2 separate regions of the Homo sapiens genome follow, and region 1 is linked to region 2. A link is an interaction called in ENCODE POLR2A ChIA-PET data of the cell type or tissue named here. Cell type or tissue: CD4-positive, alpha-beta T cell. All regions are shown on one strand. Each heading gives the region's core, and the rest is flanking DNA. Links, peaks and the distances in the headings are about the cores only. Region 1 overlaps SH3TC1 (SH3 domain and tetratricopeptide repeats 1). Region 2 has its middle 15 kb from the start of LINC02482.

Region 1 (5,361 bases), core at 362-5,361, 1.6 Mb before region 2:
TTAAAAACATCAGAAAAAGACTGAAAAGCTGTTTCACATTAAGGAGGCAAGACATGACGTCTGAATAGAACACGTGGTCTGAAATTGTCATTGTCTACAAAGGCCATCATTGTGGCTCCTGGCAAAATCTGAGTAAGATCTGTAGATAATGGCATTGTATCTGCGTTCATTTCCTGATTTCGACAGTTGTACTGTAGTTATGTAAGCAGATGTCCTGGTTTTAGGAACCACATACTGCATTATTTAGGGGTAAAGGAACATCATGTTTGCAACTTACTCTCAAAGTGTTTAGAAAAAAATAGAAGTGAAAGAGAGAAAGCAATAAAGCAAATGTCATAACATGTTAACATTTGTGCAATCTGGGTGAGGGCGTGTGGGAATGTTATACTCTTTTTGCAACTTTCTTCTAAGTCTGAAATTGTGTCAAAAATAAAGTTAAAGAAAAAAAAAAAGAAGAGCTACCAGGTTGTTCACTAAATAAAAGATGAAAACCCCGGGTCTGGAATAGGAAAGATATTCAGCAAACATTTGTTGAGTGAATGAGAGAAGTCAGAATTTCTCCAGCTGTGAACAGGACTAATGGCACCCAGCCCCGTCATCCTTCTGGGTTAAAGGAAGGGAACAAACTAGCTCATTCCCTGGCTCTTCTCTGACCCCTTGTAAGTTCAGTACATGTTGACTTCACACGGCCCCCAGTGACCTGTTGAGAATTTGTGGTCTCCCTTGGAGATGGTAGGGATCAGCTAGACCAAGGATCCCCAAAGAGTGTCCCATGGAACACCAGCTCAGCCAAAAGCAAACAGGGTTGTGGAGGATTCTGGAGGTTAAGTAAGTGTGGAAAAGGCATTTCAACAGGAAAAAGATGCCTTGTTTGTGCTGGGAATCCCTGGGATCACCCACAAGGGATGTGGACAAAGCTTTTCCCCACTCCTTAGGGCATGATGAAGTCTATGATGGAGCAGTGTGTGAGAACATGCTTTGGGAACTGCTGGTCTAGCTCCTGCCATCAGTGCATGGCCTGGCCAGCTTCCAGCTGCTTCTGATGCACAGGTGCCAGAGGTACCAGAGCAGACGGACCCTTTCCATGAGGGGAACAAGTGAACGGCTTGATGAGGCATGGTGACAAACGGCCTCTGAGACCTGGTCTGAGAGGTGTTGGTCTGTCGCAGCCCTAAACATTGAACAGGACCACTGAAGACAAGCATCTCATTGGTGGGGCCAGGACCAGGATCACATGACCCAGAAGGTGGCCTCTCCATGCACCCACATTCTCTGGGCTCCTTGACTGAGGTCTTAACAAGGACAAGGCCAGGGAAACAGAATTCCATCAAAGGATGGGCACAGCTGACTCCTCTCCAAAGACCCCCTGCTGCTGCTCGCACTGGGCAGTGAGAACACAGAAGTGACCAGGGAATTCTTCTCTTGGAGTTCCCTGGCTGGGAGCAGGCAGGTCATGGGTGGCGTGTAAATCACATAGGAAGAGGCGTATGGCCAGAAGAGTGCCCCCCCCAGAGGAGCCACGGGGGCTGATGGAAGGCCCCAGGAGAACACGGGGTTCAGGGAGAGGGGGCATCCCAGGCAGAAGGACACACGTGTCACCCAGAGCAGTTTTGGAAGGCACAAGGTACTCTGTGCAGCCCATGGGGGCCTGCAAGGTCGGGCCCAGAAGCTTCCTGGGGCTTAACGGAGGAGAGCGACGTGTGTACTGGATTAAATCGTGTCCCTCAATTCATGTCTCCCGGAACCTCAGAAGGTAAGCTTTCTTGGAGAAAGGATCTTTGCAGATGTAATTAGTTCAGCTAAGATGAGGTCAGATTGGAGTTGGATGGGTGCTAGGAGATGGGCACCCTTTTAAGAAGAGAATACGGAAGACACACAGAGGAAGACAGCCACGTGGAGACGGCGGCAGAGTGCAGTGATGTGGCCACAGGTCAAGGAACGCCCACGGCCACCAGGAGCTGGAAGAGGCAAGAAGGACCCTCCCCTAGAGTCTCCAGAGAAAATGTGGCCCTTCTGGCCTTGGTTTTAGACTTTTGGCCTCCACAACTCTGAACAAGCACATTTCTGTTGCTTTAAGCCCCCGGCGTGCAGTGCCTTATCACGGTAGCCACGGAAAGATGATGCACATGGGCAGGTGTGCATTCGAGGGAACGCTCTCCCTGCAGCAGCCCGGAGAAAGGACGCCAGGGAACCCTGGAGTCAGGCACTGGGGCCAAGGGGGCAGCAGCCTGAGGACAAGGGAAGAGACTAGGCATCGTCCACAGTGACTTTCAGGCTTGTTACCTGGGGAGCCAGGTGGACGCAGCAACGTCCCCTTAGGTGAGATGGGGGTGGGTTCAGGAAAGGGGCGGGGCTCCAGCCACTCACTCGGACACGGGGCCCTGCATGCTGATGAGGCTGCTCCGCACAAACCCCACCCGGCCCGAGGCTGCGTGTCGGCCCACGCACCAGGGCAGGCTGGGCACCTGCGCCCCAAGGATCTCGATGAGGTCGCCACCTCGGAAGGTCATCTCTTCGGGCCCCGAGCCCTGGAAGTCTGCCAATGCCGAGGCCAGGCCCACAGCTGCGGAAGAAAGCCACATGGTGAGTGCCAGGGAGACCAAATGGGGGCCAGAGCGGGCAGACAGGGCCGATGCCAGCCACCCTGAACCATGGGGAATTCATCTTTTGGTTACTAGGAGGTTCGTAGTAAAGCTTGGTTTCCGCAATGAGGGAGGGAATGTCTACGTGGTCCTCAGAGGGGATGTTTTTATCCCTCTGTTGAAGATGAGAAAAATGGAGGCTCAGAGATGTTGATAAATAAGCCTCGGCCATCAGCCTCCAAGGCCAAGGCTCTTTCCTCCTTTCCTTCTGCAGCCACAACCCCCGGCCCCACCTACTCCCCACCCGGCTCCTGCATGGGGCTTTAGTCCCCCTGACAGGTGCGCAGGCCACCCAGACACCGGCAGCTCTGACAGGTGCACAGGCCACCCAGACACCGGCAGCTCTGACAGGTGCACAGGCCATCCAGACACCGGCAGCTTGCCACAGAGCACAAAGCGCTGGACCCGGCATCCAAGGAGAAGGGCTGCTGGCAGTGCCAGCTTTTCATAAAGAGGACGCGGTCACGGTCCTCTGTTAGTGCACGTGGCAAATTCAGCCAGCGCCAGCCCACCTCGGCCCAGGGCCTTCCAGGCGTTTCCCATGGTGACAGAAGGCTAGACTCTGAGACTGTTGGGTTGCACTGTCTGAGAAGTGGCGTTTGGGAGCTCTTTGCAGACAGTGGCCGGGGGCCCTGGTGCAGCTTCACTGAGCATCCTATGACGCTGCACCAGCCCCCAGAGCTTCCTGAGTGTCAGTTATGACCTCACAAGCTGGAGAAGACTCGGTTGGTACAAAAGTAATTGCGGTTTTTGCCATTGAAAGCAATAACAAAAACCACAATTACTCTTGCACTACCTGATAGCTATCTCTCTGGCTCAGGGAGGATGTAGGGCAACTTCCAAAATGTTGGTGCTGCTCCCTAGCACACACATTTCCCCAAAAAAGAGAGGCCCATGGAAACACTTACCCATCAGCGGGTTGCCGGGCATCACAGGGCCACCCATGGCATCGTCGATGGGGTCCTGGGGGATCCTAAGAGCCCACCTGGAGCCGGAAGAGGGAGGTCTTTGCTGCGGGATTTCAGATTTGGGGCAGATACATCCTGTGCAGAGACTGGACAGGCCAGCAGCCCCCAGCAACCTGAGCAGGTCCCTCGCCTCCCCCAACACACACACGTGCACACACACACACACACACATGCCTGCCCAGGTGTGTGGCCTTCAGGCCCCGTGCGTGTGGCACTGCCCCCAGGGAGCCCCGCACCCCTCAGCCTAGGGCCCGTGTCCTGGAAACACCGCCACCCCTGTGGGCCTGGAACCCTGCAGACCTCCAAAGCACCTGCCTCCCCCAGCTCCACACAGTGAGGGGTGAGGGAGATCCCAGCCTGGGGCTCTGGAGGCCTGGATTCAAATCCTAGTACCACTGTGACTTTGCCATATAACCTGGACAGATCACTCCTCTCTCAGCCTCAGTTCCTTCAGCCAGAAAAAAAAGGAAGCTGGACTAGATGACTGACAATCCCTCTTTCCCAGATGGCAGAACACTCTCAGTGTCCCCTGTTGGGACACCACTGGCCAGAGCACATAGGAAGGATTCTTAGGAGAAGCTCCTCTTGGGTCTCAGTAATGAGAGAAGCCAAGCCACAGCCTGTCACTTGAGACACTGCAAATCAAGAGATTGAGGTTCTCTCTTTGCTTTGGCTACCAGGAAGCTCCAACCCAAGTTAATGCCCCCCGCTTCAGCAAGTGAACAGGAGTTTGCATGTCACCTGTCCTCACATCCCCTGGCTCTATCTGTGGGTCCCGTGTGCCTTCTCACTCTGGATACGCATGTTTTATGTAGCTTCCTCAAAAGCTTTTCGGATGAGCCTGGTGAGAGCTCATGCCACATCTCCTGTGCCAGCGAACCCCAGGATAGCCCTGCCAAGTGGATGTCATTGGCCTATCATGCAGCTGGCAGGCCAGAGGCCCAGAGAGGTGGGCCAAATTGCCGAGGCCACACAGCTGGGAAGCAGCAGAACAAGGCCATGGCCAGGTCTGTCCGGGGCCCCCACCATTCCCTGTCCATCCCCTTGACCTCCAGATGACCCGGGCCTGGGAGTCTCAGCGAGGCCAACAGCTCTCAGAGCAGCAAAGGCCGGTACCTACTGATGAAATGGAATCAAAGGCTCCGGGGCGGCCGCCACTGCCACCTCCTCGGAGGACACGCTGGGGCTCGGCGGTGAAGAGTCTGTTTCCGGGGCCGCCTCTCCCTGGGGTGCCCCCGAAGCCTGCCTGAGGGCCTGGGGGCCATTTCCTGCATCCCGGGGACCCGTCATCACTCTCACATGGTGGTCAGGACACAGGACAAAGAAGGGCCCTTCAAAAGGATGGAGGTGGTCACTGAGGGTGGCCGGACTGGGCGCAGCTGTGGCCCTGCCCCCCACACCCCTGCCGGACAGACAACGAAGGCAACACCCACAGGAGCGGCCCCCCCAGTGTCTGCAGGCACAGAGACCCAAAGGGGCTCAGAAGGAGAGGTGGGCCCAGGGCGAGGTCCCAGCTCTGCCTCCATGTGGTGTGTGAGGCTGGCTCAGCCTCAGACCCTCGCCCTGGGCCTCAGTTTCCCTGACTGTGCGATGCGGAGCCAAAGGTGGGACCCCCAGGGCCCTTCTCCATGGACTGCCCCAGTGACCCCAGCCACTGCTGGCAGGCCCCCTCCTGCTGTGGTCGGGTAGGAAAGACAGCCTCATGTCCCCTCCTCAGACTCGGCGGCCAGCCACAAGGCCAGGGCAGCAGC
Region 2 (5,364 bases), core at 126-5,125:
AGGAAAAGTTAAAACTATTGAGAAATTCCAAAAACAAAAAATAAGACCAACCATCTCATCAATAGACAATCGTGATGAAAATTTCTTCTTCTTCGGCTGGGCGTGGTGGCTCACACCTGTAGTCCCAGCACTTTGGGAGGCCGAGGTGGGTGGATCATGAGGTCAAGAGATCAAGACCATGCTGGCTAACATGGTGAAAACCCATCTCTACTAAAAAGGCAAAAATTAGCTGGGCGTGATGGTGCATGCCTGTGGTCCCACCTACTCGGGAGACTGAGGCAGGAGAATCGCTTGAACCCAGGAGGAGGAGGTTGCAATGAGCAGAGATTGCGCCACTGCACTCCAGCCTAGCAACAGGGTGAGACTCCGTCTCAAAAAAAAAAAAAATTCTTTCTCCTCCTCCTCCTCCTTCTTCTTCTATCTCCTCCTCCTCCTTCTCCTCCTCCTCCTTCTCTTCCTTCTCCTCCTTCTCCTTCTCTTCCTTCTCCTTCTCCTCCTCCTTCTTTCTCCTCCTCCTTCTCCTCCTCCTCATCCTTCTCCTCCTTCTTCTTCTTTCTCCTCCTCCTCCTCTGCCTACTCCTCCTCCGCCTCCTCCTTCTCCTCCTCCTCCTCTGCCTCCTCCTCTGCTTACTCCTCCTCCGCCTCCTCCTTCTCCTCCTCCTCCTCCTCTGCCTACTCCTCCTTCTCCTCCTCCTTCTCCTCTTTCTTCTTTCTCCTCCTCCTCCTCCACCTCCTCTGCCTCCTCCTTCTCCTCCTCCTCCTTCTTCTTCTTTCTCCTCCTCCTCCTCCGCCTCCTCCTTCTTCTTTTCTCCCTTGGCTCCTTGAAACTCAAACATGTAAGGAGATAACCTCCTTCTTCCTCCCAGTCCCAGTGGGAGGATGAGGACCTATCTTCAGTGGAAGCTTTGCTCCAACACACCACTTCTCCCATTTAAGAAAGGAGAACTTTGTTTCTCCTCTGGATAAGCACTAACTAGCAAACCCAGATGGCCTAGAGAGGTGGATCAAACCTGTTTTTTCACCCTTCAGTGCTTTTCCCCTAGCACACTCCAACCTTGAAAAAGTCTCCTGCCTTTTGCTTTGGCAAAGCTCAGTTTAGTTCACGCTGGACTCTCTTCCCTGTTGCAAGTCATTACTGAATAAAATCTGTCCTTACCATTTTGACTAGTCTCCTGGCTTTCCTTATCTTTGACACTCTGAGTCAGAATTCACTGTCCTGGGGTGAAAACTGCAATTCTGCCAGCAGAATGCCACCTCTGGCAGAAAAGGGCAAGCAAAACACTCCAAATTCCCAGCAAAATTTAGAAATGTTCAGTAATGGCCTTACGTTTCACACATTTTTTTTTTTTTTTTGAGATAGAGTCTCACTCTGTCACCTAGGCCAGAGTGCACAGGTACGATCTCAGCTCACTGCAACCTCCGTCTCCCGGGTTCAAGCGATTCTCCTGCCTCAGCCTCCTAAGTAGTTGGGATTACAGGCGCCCGCCACCGCACCCAGCTAATTTTTATATTTTTAGTAGAGATGGGGTTTCGCCATGTTGGCCAAGCTGGTCTTGAACTCCTCGCCTCAGATGATCCACCAGCCTCAGCCTTCCAAAGTGTTGGGATTACAGGCATGAGCCACCCCGCCCGGCCTGTATTTTGTTTTTTTTTTAAATTACAGACGGTGACTCAATCTGCCCAGGCTGGAGTGCGGTGACCTGAACACAGCTCACTGAAGCCTTGACTTCCCGGGTTCAAGCAATTCTCCTGCCTCAGCCTCCCAAGGAGCTGGGACCACAGGTGTGTGCCACCACATCTGGCTAATTGTTTTTTATTTTTGGTAGAGAGAGGTCTCACTATGTTGTCAAGGCTGATGTCGAACTCCTGAGCTCAAGTGATCCTCCTGCCTCAGCCTCCCAAAGTGCTGGGATTACAGGCATGAGACACAGCGCCCGACTCACACACTTTTAAATTTTGTTCTCCGCCTGATATTTAGCTTTACGGCATAGAAGAAATGGTTTAACCCCCTTAGCGACATGGCAGCTCTATGCCCTTTATTGTTCTACTGCTAAAGGTCTTTGGGTTTCTGTTTCTCCTTTTTTTTTTCTTTTTAAGAAATGAAATTATTTTCTTTTACCTACGTAAAAAGAGTATACCTTGGCGGAGAGCGTGGCACGGCTCTACGCACCCCTCCCTGCCTGCCCAGCGCCTTCCACGCGGGAAACTCCCCGCCGGTCTCAGCTCCACCCCGCGCTGCCCCGCCGGCTCGGCAGCACTCGCAGCCGGCGATCCGCTGGTGCAGCTCCACGATCCGCCTGCCCATCCGCGCCGCCTCCGCGGCCTTCCTCTCCGCCTCGGCGCACAGCCTGGCCACCAGATCCTCCGCCTCCGCGCGCGGGCTGGGTGCTGGGGCCCGGGCGCCCTGCTCCTCCGCCTCCATCTCGCTCTTGATGGCGTCGAGCAGGCTCTGGATCTCCAGCAGCTCCCTGCGGGCCCGCTAGTGCGCCCGGGCACGCTCGCACTCCAGGGAGGCCAGGTCCTCGCCGCCCACGCGGGGCGCCGGGCCACCTGGGTCTTTGCGGGCTCTCGCCTGGTCCGTGTCCACGTCAGGCAGGAGAACAGGGTCTGGAGGTAGGGAACTTAAGGCAGATTCCTGCTGACTTCCTAAAGCTGAATCAAGGGAAAACACCAAGGTCTGGGGCAGAGAATCTGAGGCTGATTAACTCAAACTTCCCAAACCAAAAGGAAAAGCACCATCTCCCCATTGGGAGTAGTAAAGCATCAAAGGCTACTCTCCCTACAAGCCTCCTCCCAGATGGAAAGGGAGCGTGCCTTGGAGTGGCCAAGAGCCATGCAGGGACCGTCCCTTCATCCGCATAGGGCGCCAGTTCACCCCAGCCTTTAGCCACAAACCAAAACCTTCATCCACATAAGAGGTAGCTGGTAAGAACCTCAAATGAAGTACTTAAAGCCCAGAAAACTTTCTAACTGGCCCTTGAGCTGCTTGCTCGGGCCCGCTCCCACCCTGTGGGTGCTTTCTCGCTTTAAGAAATTGCTGCTTTCCCTGCTTCTGTTCCTGCGTTTCATTCCTTTGTTACTTTGTTTGTGCGTTTTGTTCAATGCTTTGTTCAAAAGGCCAAGGACCAGGACAACCCACTCAAGGCCCTCCTCACGGTAACGCAAGGCCACAGCGCCGCCGCCCCTTCCCGCCCCGGGCCAGCCGGGCACCCACCAGCCGTGCGCGGACACCTCGCTGTCACCCGCGACAAGTTCTTGAAGTTCCTTTTTAGTTTAGATAAAATTTTACTCTAAAACTTTCAGCCCTGAAACAGCGAAGGCCACACCCAAATGGCCTTCCCGCTGCCAGCCGCCGCGGGGCCTCCTCGAAGCTCCTTTCACGGCAGCTCCAGGTTGCCACGCGCCCACGGGGGTTTCGGGCGGGGTCCCGTATCGTGCAGGCGCCATGGCGCGCTCTCGTCCCCCTTCCCCCACGCGCCCTCGCCTGCGCGGGCTCTGGGGTGGAGTCTGAGAGGGATTCCAGGGTTGGGGTTTTAACACTCAGTTGCGAGTGATTTTTGCACCAGAAACGGAAGGTTGCACCGAATACCGTGACCCAGGGCCACGAAACCCACGGCTGCACCTCAAACCGTCCCCGCCTCGCCAGGGAACCGCTGGCTTGTCTCCGCCGGCCCGACACAGGCCAGGCGAGGTTTTTGGAAACAAAATTGTTACCAAACAGTGGCATTTCCCAGGACAGCTCTTTGAAGGTAGAATCTGTCCGCACGTCTCCGCCAGGGTTGGCTGCCCAGCAGGGGCTCGGTACATTTTGTTTACCCTAAAGAATGCTGTCTGGAGGGGGTAGAAGATATGTTAAGGCCGGGCACGGTGGCTCAGGCCTGTAATCCCAGCACTTTGGGACGCCGAGGTGGGCGGATCACCTGAAGTCCGGAGTTTGAGACTAGCCTGGCCAGCATGGTGAAACCCCGTCTCTACTAAACGTACACAAATTAGCTGGGGGTGGTGGCGCATGCCTGTAGTCCCAGCTACTCGGGAGGCTGAGGCAGGAGAATCGCTTGAACCCGGGAGGCGGAGGTTGCAGTGAGCTGAGATCCAGCCATTGCACTCCAGTCTGGGTGACTAGCCTGAGACTTTGTCTAAAAAAAAAAAAAAAAAGATACGTTTATATTCCTGGTCTGTGGCCCACAAACGGGCTAATGGTAAAGACTGGGGAGACCCTGCTTGCACAAGTGCCCCTGATTGGAAACTCAGTTCTCTAGGGGTGAAATGGAGCTGGTAGGCCCCTGTGACTGTGAGAGAAGTGAGAAAAAAAGGCATGACAGTGCATTGTACAGTTGCCAAAACACCAGGCAGAGGCAGGTGGCATCGCTACTATGACAGTCATTAGACTACACAGTGCATTCAGAGTCGTGTGGGAACTACATCCAATATTCGGACCCTGGCTTCACAACCTGCTGGCTGGGGGACTGAGGGCCAATCAGCCTGAGGGTAGCTCTCTTGGCCTGTGCCACCACCTGAACTTAGTGGAGTTGGGTACCATCACCTCTAGGGAGGTGTGGCAGGCAGAGTGACCCCCATAGAAGTCCACATCCTAATCCCTGGAACCTGTGATTGTGTTATAAATTATATGACATATTTTGTAATTACGAATATATCATATTACATGGCAAAATGGATTTTGCTCATGTAATTAAAGTTAAGGGTCTTAAGGAGAATGAATAGCCTGGATTATCCAGGTAGGCCCAGCCTAATCCTGAGTCCTTAAAGTGAAAAACGCTCCTAGGCTGGAGTCAGAGATAGAAAACGAAGGCAGAAGAGAGATTTGGCAGAAGAAATCCGTGCTATTCCAAGCAGGAGATGACTGGTCCTGCCTGTGCTGACTCTGAGATGTGGGGGGTTTGGACCCTAGCTTCACAGCTTTGTGGCTGGGGCGGGGCGGGGCGGGGGGTTGGACAATGAGGAGGATTTGACAAACCACTGCTGGTTTTGAGACACAGGTGGCCACATGAAAGGACAGGAGGGAGGCCTCCAGGAGCTAAATGTGGCCCCCAGCTGAAGCCCAGCCTGCAACCACAAGGAACTGGATTCTGCCAGCAACCTGAATGCACTTAGAAGCGGTTTCTCTCTGGAGCCTCCTGATAGGAGCCCAGCCAGCCAACACCTTGATTTTGGCCTTGTGAGACCTAGAGCAGAGAAACCTTCTAAGCCATTCGTGACTTCTGACCTTCAGGACTATGATGATAAATGTGTGTTATTTTGAGCTGTTAATTTGTGATAATTTGTTGTAGCAGCAGTTGAAAACTTGAAGCTTAGTCTGCAGAAAGTCTAAGGATGGATAAAAATGAATGAAGACCCTCAAAGCCG

The links. Peaks named below come from ENCODE experiments on the same cell type or tissue, not always from the same donor. Only the 100,000 strongest peaks of a DNase experiment are listed, where the experiment ranks them.
Region 1: POLR2A ChIA-PET joins it to region 2 with 5 read pairs; 1 of 35 experiments calls an interaction of 5 or more read pairs at or near these places.

Annotation. Positions count from the first base shown.
Region 1 is chr4:8,216,537-8,221,897 of GRCh38, reverse strand. SH3TC1 (SH3 domain and tetratricopeptide repeats 1) reads right to left here. Exons shown (of 18, transcript NM_018986.5): 7 at 4,731-4,941; 8 at 3,551-3,627; 9 at 2,368-2,563. Among named protein-coding and RNA genes, the nearest start is that of SH3TC1, 20 kb to the right of the region's middle. In CD4-positive, alpha-beta T cell, for the core only: no CTCF peak of the experiment used is centred there; a DNase peak (open chromatin) is centred at 3,317; H3K27ac peaks cover 510 bases.
Region 2 is chr4:6,655,870-6,661,233 of GRCh38, reverse strand. It overlaps the pseudogene LOC124900840. Among named protein-coding and RNA genes, the nearest start is that of LINC02482, 15 kb to the left of the region's middle. RefSeq lists a silencer at 2,291-2,450. In CD4-positive, alpha-beta T cell, for the core only: no CTCF peak of the experiment used is centred there; a DNase peak (open chromatin) is centred at 2,253; H3K4me3 peaks cover 1,031 bases; H3K27me3 peaks cover 345 bases.